3 separate regions of the Homo sapiens genome follow, and regions 2 and 3 are each linked to region 1. Evidence: chromatin contacts called from ENCODE Hi-C or POLR2A ChIA-PET data. All regions are on one chromosome and are shown on one strand. Each heading gives the region's core, a stretch centred on a gene start or an enhancer-like site at or near the end of the contact. The rest is flanking DNA. Distances are from core to core; before and after follow the strand shown. Region 1 holds the start of LINC01091 (long intergenic non-protein coding RNA 1091). Region 2 has its middle 22 kb from the start of SPRY1. Region 3 has its middle 53 kb from the start of SPRY1.

Region 1 (3,536 bases), core at 510-3,009:
TTCCAAGGGGAAAATCCAGGAGATCACACTCACCCATTTCTAGCTATTTTCTTATATAGCTCTAGTTTACTAAGAAAGACATTCAGAGACATTTAGTGTAATTATTGTTACTACCTTTTCTGCCATTAAAAATTATTTTATATGACTTAAAAGTGTATACTGTGTAAATAAAACTTTTTTCCACATGTCTACGGTACCTGGCAAGTCTCAGTTCATTATTTGTTGAAATGTTCACCTTAAGCATTAGGAAATCTGCATATTTCTTGCTATTTATCCTTAAAACAGAACAAAACCTCAATTAAAAAAAAAAATTAGCTGGGTGTGGTATCTCATGCCTGTAATCCCAGGCTGAGGCAGGCATATCACTTGAACCCAGGAGTTCTAGACCAGCCTGGGCAACATAGTGAGACCCTGTCTCTACAAAAAAATACAAAAAATTACCCAGGCATGGTGGCATTTGCCTGTAATCCTAGTTACCTGGGAGATTGAGATGGGAAGATCACTTGAGCCTGGGAGGTTGAGGCAGCAGTGAGCCATGATTGCACTGCCAATGGGAGACCCTATCTCAAAAAAACTGAAAAGGATTTAGACGTGTGTGAAGTTCATTCTACAATTCAGTGTGACACTTTTATAACCAAATGAGTACCAATACCCTTATGAACACACATATATAAAGGAAAGAAAATAAAGAGAGAAAGAAAAAGAAGAAAAAGAAATGTGGTTAGAACTCCTTGTTTCATTTTACTCTGACTTGATTATTTCCCAGGCCCAAATCTAGAACTGGAAGGTGGTAGCTTATTGTATCAGAGGTTAAGCTTGTGGCTTTTATTTCCTGCTCCATCTAGAACCAAGATGTCCAAAGAGTATGTTTGGAAGGACTTTTTTTTTTTTTTAAATGATTTCTAGCTCTGTCTCTAGTCAGAGAATATGGAGGAGTTTGGGCCAACTCCAGAAAACAACTTCAATGTAGAAAACCATGGAGCGCAAGGTCCTGCTTCCATATATTTATTTTCGTGGAGCAGGTGGCAAGTTCTCAAAATAATTTTGTCTGTGAGATACAGATATTTCTGGGACATTTTCATAACCAGCTTCCTGCAGTAATTAGCTTCAGAGCTGGAGTATGCTAGAAACTACTGGGCCCTGGGCAGTGGTTAAATTAGGTGTGAACGTAAGCTGGGCTGATCTCCATTGTGTAGTTAAAAACCAAAGGTGGGCACAGAGAGAGTATTTGTTCTGCCCTTTCTTCACCCACTGCATTTTCATTTCCCCTTTCTCTACTCCAGAGGCCTAATAAAGGACTCTAATGTACGATACTCAACACAGCTTTAAAACATCCACGCAGAGTACAAAATTGTAGTAGGAATTTGGGTTTTGTTTTTCTTTTGAGTTTAATATGACTTCCTAGGTTCAGCGTATTTTGTAATATATTTCTTAAACCGCAGGATCATGAGGGCAAATTCCCTTGGGGGAAAGTGGCTCTGTGAGTTGATTAGCACCGTTTGCCTGCTTCCTAACCCTCTTCTGCTCAGGTATTAGTTGTTCAGACAGCTGAGCTTCAGCTCAGCTCTCCAGGTCCTGCGCTCCATTTTAATGCAAGCCAGTGATGCAAAGTCCCCGGCTTGGCTTGTCAGAACTTGATAGCTCTGTAAACACTGAAATCCTTGTTGCCATAACACCAGGAAAAATAATATGGGCTCCTGCATATAAATATAACGAAGGCCTTGGGGAATGGGAGCATTTCTAAATGACTTGAAGCTCTGTCACGGCATAATCTCTTATAAATAAATGTCAGTGTAGTCACTGAATGCAGACTGGATTTTTGCCTGACTACGGTGCTCAGCCTTCTAGACAATAGTTATGCTAAGGGATTATCTTTTAACATTGTGCAGTTATCTCCTTTGTTTGTTTTCTTTTTTCATTATTCACATAAGCCAAGGGAAATGAAAAGCATCTTATTTCAGGCAAAAAGGCCTGTGAATGATTAACTCTGGTTCCATGCGTTGGGACTTTGCATAGCAACCCCGTGGCTTGCAACGACAAAAAAGCTCAAGGCAGGAACAGCAGCCCAGGGACCTGAGACCAGCGTTCTCAAATGAAGGTGGTGAGAAACAGATTAAGTATAAGCATTGTGTTTATGGGTAGAATTCTCTGTAGCTGGCCCATTTAATTTGGCATTCGTTTTACTGCACTTTTCTTGGTGAAGATGTGTTTTGCTGACCTTTACTCTTGCTTTTTGAATACATTTGAGAATTCAAGTGAAACTTGGCCATGATTATGGCATAATGTGGTTTATGTCACCATATTTTATGGGTTCTCCCTAATACTATCCCAAACTGGGCTAACTCTGGCTAATTTTATATTTAAAAATGGAAATAACAGATAGCTTCATAATAGCATGCAGGTTTAATTTTAGCTCAACTAAAACTTTGTTGGTAAATTTTGGCACTCTTGAAATTATATATAACAGAAAGCATTATATGAAATAAAGATAAACAAATGGTGTGATTATGTAATTCCAATTAAAAGCCTATAAGTATGTAAAGAACCCAGATTGTACAAATATGAAATCTGAAATCAATATCAATTCCATATCCTTATATAGACATTTGGTGCTTAAACATTTATACAACAAGGTCCATTTAAAGATTCGAGTTAAAAGAGTTAGAAGAAAATGAAATATAAGCTAAGGACAGAAGAAACATTTGAGAATTTAGAAAAAAGCAGTATAGTTATAATTGAGCCAAAATATTTAGGACACTTAAATTTAGACTGCAAGTCAATCCAGATGTTTATTTATTAATGTTAATAATGTTTCCAGTGTTGTTATACAATGCTAAATCCCAGGGGTTCTGCTTCTGAGTTTAAAGACAAATGCAATGATCTTTATTCTTTTCCAGCTCTGTTTTAATTTTAGGAGCTTTTCTATAGCCATGATTTTCCCATAAATGTGTTTGCAAAATCTCGAGCAGCTCCTGATGTCTTGCAGAAAGTCTGAGTGAAACACTGCTCTAGCAAAGCTTTCCATGTTCTGCATTGCTCTTCTTGCTTCCATGGCAATAAAGAGAGAAACTTGGCATAAGAATATAATCTGTTCCTGCCTGTTTCTCATCTGAAGTCATAAACCTCTGCCATCCCACCCAAGACTAGAATTTCAGCTGGCATGAAACAGCTGTCTGCTTACAGGTTTATTCCGGTAGTAACCAAAGACAAAACTATTTTAATTGAAGGCCCTAGGCTGTTCTCCAAACCCTCACAATCTCTGGGTCATCCCCAGGAAGAAACCATTGAGGAAAAGGTACAAGTTACATTCTTTCTTATAGTTTTTGACACACTGTATATTTATGAAGTTGAGAACATTTTACCCTTCTAATTTGACTACATTGGATGCCATGGAGAAAAGGAGGGTCACAAACTCAAAAGCCCTGAGGGTTCAGGCACACAAACTAAGTCAGCAGAGAGTAGGCTGCAGTGCATGGGTGGAGTGTCCTGTCCGAAGGGGCATCTGCTACTCTGCTTCACTTATTGCTACCATGTGG
Region 2 (3,536 bases), core at 582-3,081, 230 kb before region 1:
ACTGTCTTTGCCTTTTCAATCCTATTCTTTGCAACAAGGTTTAAATCCTACTTTTCTGACTGGATCATGGCAAAATAATCTCTCTCAGAAATTCTTTAGTAACAACATTCTGTAAACTGATCATTACTTTTAATGTTGAGTTTTTAGTGTTTATGTCTTGTCTCCCTTCCATATTATAATTCTTTCAGACTGGGTTTATGTTGTAGATTTACCTGTACTCCTAAGGTGCTTTGCCCATAGTAGGCACTCAATAAATATTCATTGATATTTTTCCCTGCATTTTACAATCGAGTCATAAAAGCCCATATTTGGCTTCTGTTTTTCTGGCCAGAGGGCCATTCACTGCATTAATAAAATATATATTCTGACATGATGTGTCTCCTGCCTAAAGTCATTTTTGTCTAGCAAATACTAGTAAATAGAATTCTAAAAAAGATATGTAATTATCTGCTGCAGAGAATTTCAGTAATATCATTGATCATGTTAAGGTTTCCAGGGGAGACTAATTTTAAGAATTGTGGCAGTAAAACCTCTGGCACTAGAGGAGACAGATGTTCAAGGCTGTGGAATTGGCTCACCTCTCACGGGATATAATAATGCATCCTTTCTATAACATCCCAAATAGATAGGCCTGACATGGAAATGCCTGGAATCAACTCCTCCTTCATTTTACTAATGTATTTTTAGTTATTGATAATGCAAACCACTTGGTCTTCTCTGTTAAGCGTCCAAAGTATCCTTAAGAGTAATTAAAAAAGTAAAAAAAAAAAAAATGCCAGGGCCCTTCCCAGCTTCTTAGATGCTAATGCTCTTTCTCCTGGATACTAAACTATTGTTTACTCTTCTTGCTGAACTTGGCATAGGCATGAAACCCCTCAAAACATTCTTTTTTTTCATATGTACTATGGCTGTAAATACTTTTGAATGGTCTTGGGGATAGATCTATAATATTATGGAATCTATCACTCAAAGCACTATTATTAGTAAATACAGTAATATCTCAGATTGTATATTGCACACATTTTCTGTAAGTACCTAGGTTATAACATATTGGGCTTTTGACATACTTACGAGTGAAAGAGGGGCCAAGTTATTAGCCTAGTTTTGCAGATAAAATCTAACACAGGGAGGATTATGATTTTCACATTTATTGATAAAGTTAGGACTAGAACCTAAACTCCCTGATTCTGTTAGTTCATTCTGCTCTCACTATGTAAGATCAAGCAGATGGGCCAAACCAGCTGAAGCATCAGGGTTTGGCTCATGACTTTTGCTGTGATGGAATATCCAGTTGAAAAAAACAATCCTTATTTTCATACTTGAATGTTATAGGAAGCTCATTTTAAATTGCTCTGTTCCATATGAAAGATAATCTGGCCAATTTCTTAACTGTATTCAACTCCTATGCTTTAGAAACAACGTTGTTGTGTTTACAGGGAATGTTTAAAGCCCAAATACACAAAAGTAAATTTAAATCCCCTTACATTTTTATTATTTCAGTACTCTAGTTTATTATAACTCAGCTATCTATAGTGAACAGTTGACCTCTTATTATCTCCTCCAACCCCATCCCTGCTGACATCATTAAACAGGAAGGATTCTAATTATGTAGTCTCATTTTGGAGAAAATTGGGAAGACTACGTAGAAATCTAAACGATGTGTGTTACTCTCAGAGCTAGGAAACTAGAGCCAGGTCTCATGGCACTCTAATTAAAAACTTTTATTTCTGCAGATTTATTCTGTGGTCCTTACTGAACAGATCTGCCTTGGGTTTCTGCTGGTGAGTTTTTCAGCAGGAATGCAGGCTTTGTTTCTTTGAATAGTTGAGTGCAGATTAGTGGTATGCCAATTTCCTGTGGCCTTTCAGAGCTGCAATTTGAGCCCTGTTTGCTCCTGGCCCTTGCACAATTGAAAACAATGGGTGACTTCTTTTAGGTTTCACTTCAGGGCTCTTAGAAACAGGGGAAGTGGCTAAAGCCCTACTTTACAGGTAATTAACAATAGATAATGTTTGCTCTGCATTTTTTAGAGCCGATAAAAGGTAGAAGAACATATTCAGCTCCTGATTTAGACACTGTGCAGTGGTTTTATGGATACAATAGCTGTCTTAGCATTAGCAAGGTGGCATGGAGTATCATATATATCTGACAGCACAAAAGTTTTAAAAAGCAGAAGAAAAAAGAGTATTATTAAAACACTGAAGAGTAACCAAGAAAGCACTCCCTGGAAGATGCTAGAGAAACAGCGTCATTTTAAGCCATGCATTTTGACTCAGGCTGTAAATCTATATGTTTTATGAGGTGAACAATTTTCATAACTTGTTGACATTTATTCAAGGTCTTTTTGTGTTTTACACATAATTCAACTCTAGAATTCTCCTGTTTGTTAAAATAGCTTCAGCTTAAAAAGGCTTTATTTCCCATTACATTTAATCATTAGCCACAAATATTCTTATGAAATGGTTTTAGGGACTGGGCACTGTGGTTCATGCCTGTAATCCCAGCACTTTGGGAGGCCAAGGCGGGTGGATCACCTGAGGTCTGGAGTTCGAGACCAGCCTGGCCAACATGGTGAAACCCCATCTCTACTAAAAATACAAAAATTAGCTGGGCGTGGTGGCGGGCACCTGTAATCCCAGCTACTTGGGAGGTTGAGACAGGAGAATCTCTTGAGCCAGCGGGGCAGAGGTTGCAGTGAGCCGAGATCACGCCATTGCACTCCAGCCTGGCAACAAAAGTGCCTGGGCAACAAGAGTGAAACTCCAACTCAAATTAAAAAAAAAAAGATTTCAGGTGCTTAACGTGTAGAAAACAATGTTTTATTGCCCTTTTATTGTGTCTTGGGTAGTGATAGGGTGTTTACCTTAATACTTGGAATAAATATTTTTAGACCACTCTTCTCTGTGAAACATATTGTGTCCACCTGTGACAAGGTAGGTGTGTAGGAGTACTGATTGATTGATTCATTAAATCCTCAACAGTTACCAAGCACCTACTCTGCCCCACATCCTGGCCCCAGCACTAGAGGTGGAAGGATGATGGAGACCTTGTCCTTAAGGAGATTATGGCAATCGCTTTCCCACATTCTTTGGAAAAAATGAGTAATCTCAATTTTAATACATCTACAATTGAAATGTGTAGGCAGCACTCTTGATAAAAACGTTAAGGACTAGGCTGGGCGCAGTGGCTCACGCCACTGCACTTTGGGAAGCCGAGGCAGGCGGATCACAAGGCCAAGAGATTGAGACCATCCTGGCCAACATGGTGAAATCCCATCTCTACTAAAGATGGGTGTGGTGGCGCGTGCCTGTAGTCCCAGCTACTTGGGAGGCTGAGGCGGGAGAATCCCTTGAACCCTGGAGGTGGAGGTTGCAGTGAACCTTGATCGTGCCACTGCTCTCCAGCCTGGCGACAGAGCGAGACTCCGTCAAAAAAAAAAAAAAGGAAAGACTAGGTCATATCTGATACCCCAAGTAACTTATTTTTAGAGTGAACAAAGTCTAAACCAGAAGTTAGTGGCTTTTTGTTCCAAGCCA
Region 3 (3,536 bases), core at 744-3,243, 200 kb before region 1:
TTCTGTTGATCATTTCCAAAAGGGGCTAAAAACCTTCCCCTAATTTACTTGGTTATTAAAGCAGTTAGTTGGATGTATTGTATCATATTTCTGGCAACCACCACCACCAACAACAAAAAAGACAACAAACATGCAAACAAAAAACTATGTAGTTGTGATGCTCAAGTCAACAAACATTTATTAGCTTATTATTAGCATATTAGTATAGCAATGCTATATAAAGTTTAAATATATGTTAAAAATGAAAATATATTCTTTTCTTGTCATGCCTAGGAAGCTAATTTTTTGCATACTTAAGATAGCAATGTCTACTTTTCACTTTTATAGGGAATGATATGTAAATACAAAACATAAAATTATTCTTTCACTGAAAAACATAATATAATAGTAAATTACCGATGAGGTTAATCTTAAAGAGAGCACAGAGGTGTGGTAATAAAAGGCCACAAAACCAATTTGATGATTATTATGTATATAATCACAAAAAATAATTAGAGTAAGCCAAAGTAGATTTTTTTTTCTTTTGGAGACAGAGTCTTGCTTTTTCCCCCAGGCTGGAGTACCGTTGCATGATCTCGGCTCACCATCACCCCTGCCTCCTGGGTTCAAGAAATTCTCCTGCCTCAACCCCTGGAGTAGCTGGGATTACAGGCACGTGCCAGCACGCTTGGCTAATTTTTGTATTTTTGGTAGAGAAGGAGTTTCACTGTGTTGGCCAGGCTGGTCTCGAACTCTTGGCCTCAAGTGATCTGCTCGCCTTGACATGCCAAAGAATTGGGATTACATTACAGCCACAGCGCCTGGTCAGATTCTTTTAATTAGGAAGACCATTAAAATATTTTCTTAAAAATTTATTGAAAGTTGATTGGGTGTGGTGGCTCACACCTGTAATCCCAGTGCTTTTGGAGGCTGAGACGGGTGGATCACCTGAGGTCAAGAGTTCGAGACCAGCCTGGCCAACATGGCAAAACCCCATCTTTACTAAAACAACAAAATTAGCTGGGCGTGGTGGCACTTTCCTGTAATCCTAGCTGCTTGGGAGGCTGAGGTAGGAGAATCGCTTGAACACAATAGGTGGAGGAGTGAAACTCCAACTCAAAATAATAATAATAAATAAATAAAGCCATGGTAAACTATCATATGGCAATGGCTGTCTTCAGTTAACTGGATATTTGTTTTGTCATTAAATAAACAAGACATTTGTTGAATTATTATATTTGCCAATATTTACTAATATTTAATTTCACCTATGCCACCCTAAAATTTGAGTTTAATTCCCTTGACTGAAATGTGGCTCTCTGAAGTTCTTGAAATTCTTTTGCTGGCACAATCTCAGATCTCTTGGTCTTCAGGCATGTGACTTTGGTCCTACCAGCACCAGGGTCTCTGCCTCTTTATATAACTCAGCTCACACATTCACAGGGGTCTTTCTTGAGCACTGTACTTTCTATAACCTATTAATGCTGATGACTTCCAAGTCCTGGTCCTTGTTCTTTGTCCTTTTCCTCTGCTACCCCTCCTTTGTGGTATTCACGACTAAAATTCACTACCTTCTTAATTAAAATCACTAAAATGTCTTTACTGCCTTGCCCCTCTGAGTGCCTTGTATCTTGTTCTGCAAGATGGTGCTGCTCAGATATTTTACTGGTGACTGAAAGAAAACATCCCTGAAATGAAACCTTATCTCCCATGAGAACCTATTCTAACCACTATCATTGTTTATTGAGTGACTTTGCTAAGGGTATTCAATAACTTGCTGGGTAGAGGTCGAATTTTTAAAGAACGAATACAAACTTGTCAAATTGTTAATGAACCAGCCTCGAAAGATTGCGGTGGGCTTTGTAGGTGATAAAACCTAGGGATAGTGAAGGAAAGATAGCTCCTCTATGGAGCTTGTTCCAAGCTATGTCCTTTCATCAAATGGAAAGAACACAAGATGGGGGTTGGGGGAATCAGATTTACTTTGTTCAAGCTCTGGTTGGACCACTGACCTTATAAAGTTCTCTGAATCTTAGTTTCCTGTTTGTCAAGGCTTTCACTTCCTAACTTTTGTGGTTAACATGAAAATGCCACGAAGTACTAAGCAGTATAAATAGAAGGTAATTATACTACAGTGATCATGTTGGGGATTTGTGGTTACTATAATCACAATGAGAACATACATACCAGGGTTGCAGTTAAGTGTTTATTTGCTTGTTCACTTGTTTATTGCCTTTCTCTCTCCTAAATTGTACATTCCATTAGGGTAATGACCATATTTGTTTTATTAATCATTGTAATCCTGTTATATATTAGTTTCTGACTCTGGGAGGCACTCTGCATGTAAGTATTATTTGGATGGATGGATGGAATATGATTAATAGCTTTAAGAATACTGGCTTTGTGAAGACTAAAGGGCTATCAGAAAATCCACGTGCCATGGCTTATGAACATTAATATTTATAGAATTTCCCAAAGCTTCACTTCAACTCTAAGTTCACTTAGAGATAATTTTGTTTGTTTGTTTGTTTGTTTGTTTTAGAGACAAGGTCTTACTCTGTGGTCCAGGCTAGAGTGCAGTGATGAGACCATAGCTCACTACAGCCTCAAATTCCTGGGCTCAAGGAATTTTCCTGCCTCAGCCTCTGAGTAGCTGGGTCTACAAGGGCATGCCACCACACCTGGGTAATTTTACTGTTTTACAGAGATGGGGTCTTGCTGGGTTGCCCAGGCTGTTCTCAAACTCTTGGCCTCATGTGATCCTCCCTCCTTATCCTCCCAAAGTTCTGGGATTATAGGCATGGGCCACTATGCCCAGCCTATTTTAGAGACAGTTTTAACACATCTGCCTATCTCCTATTTAAGTTATATGAAACTGGAGACTGATAATTAGAAATCTGTAGGGAGGAACCCAAAGGAGGCACTATTAGCTGCAAGCAGTGACAGCCAAACAATCTGAAAGCAAATTAGAACGTAGAAAAACTGCTGAAGAAACTAAAAAGTATGGCAGTCTGGAACCACTTAATACAAATTAAATGCACTGATGTGTTCATAACAATTCTGTGAACTGTGTAATATCACATACATACATGGTGTTATGTAAGGGAAAAGCAGCCTACCTGCTCTGGGTCCTACAGCCATTGTAGTGAAATTGTGTAGGGATGGAGGCTCATGAGGAAATCTCTGAGCCATCAGGAAAATTAAATTATGTTCACTTTCCTTAACAAGGTAGGGAAGTGTGTAGGTCACTTTAGATTTAGATTTAGAAAGAGTTCTCTCAAAATATACAAAATTGAAATATCTTATTTCTGATACTACTAGATAAATGAGATACTATTTTATTCACTAAACCAATGACCTTTAAAGATATATCCAAATCAACCAAACTCTAAAAAGTTAGGAAGTTACACTTGCTATACATTAAAACACCTTTAAGGTCTGCATATGTAGATGCTGAATAAATTAGAACAACAGTACTGTAGTAAAATAATGCGCCATTGTACTTAGTCAAGCTGGTAGGCTCCTTTATTGGCCTAAATTATTAAGATCTTATTTTT

The links. A loop is a pair of places that touch in the nucleus more often than their neighbours do. ChIA-PET counts read pairs that join two places held with the same protein, here RNA polymerase II (POLR2A). Pooled maps may share reads with other maps.
Region 2: a map of chondrocyte shows a loop between it and region 1 (2.4-fold over the local background). The contact joins the enhancer-like site here to the promoter of LINC01091 in region 1. A Hi-C loop is called at or near these places in 15 of 168 maps with a recorded cell type or tissue (adrenal gland, chondrocyte, colonic mucosa and 6 more) and 7 of 50 pooled maps. POLR2A ChIA-PET finds 5 or more read pairs at or near these places in 5 of 52 experiments (H1, HepG2, T-cell and 2 more).
Region 3: a loop to region 1 is called in a pooled map, with 3 times the contacts of the local background. The contact joins the enhancer-like site here to the promoter of LINC01091 in region 1. A Hi-C loop is called at or near these places in 1 of 37 single-sample maps with no recorded cell type and 3 of 50 pooled maps. POLR2A ChIA-PET finds 5 or more read pairs at or near these places in 2 of 52 experiments (BJ and activated T-cell).

The regions. Positions count from the first base shown.
Region 1 is chr4:123,648,232-123,651,767 of GRCh38, forward strand. LINC01091 (long intergenic non-protein coding RNA 1091) reads left to right here and starts at 1,760. Exons shown (of 6, transcript NR_027105.3): 1 at 1,760-2,098.
Region 2 is chr4:123,416,765-123,420,300 of GRCh38, forward strand. No RefSeq gene overlaps it. Among named protein-coding and RNA genes, the nearest start is that of SPRY1, 22 kb to the left of the region's middle. RefSeq lists an enhancer at 1,543-2,100. Within about 2 kb of position 1,832, at least 12 of the 41 ENCODE cell types and tissues checked have a DNase peak (open chromatin) inside an H3K27ac peak, as active enhancers do.
Region 3 is chr4:123,447,883-123,451,418 of GRCh38, forward strand. No RefSeq gene overlaps it. Among named protein-coding and RNA genes, the nearest start is that of SPRY1, 53 kb to the left of the region's middle. Within about 2 kb of position 1,994, at least 5 of the 41 ENCODE cell types and tissues checked have a DNase peak (open chromatin) inside an H3K27ac peak, as active enhancers do.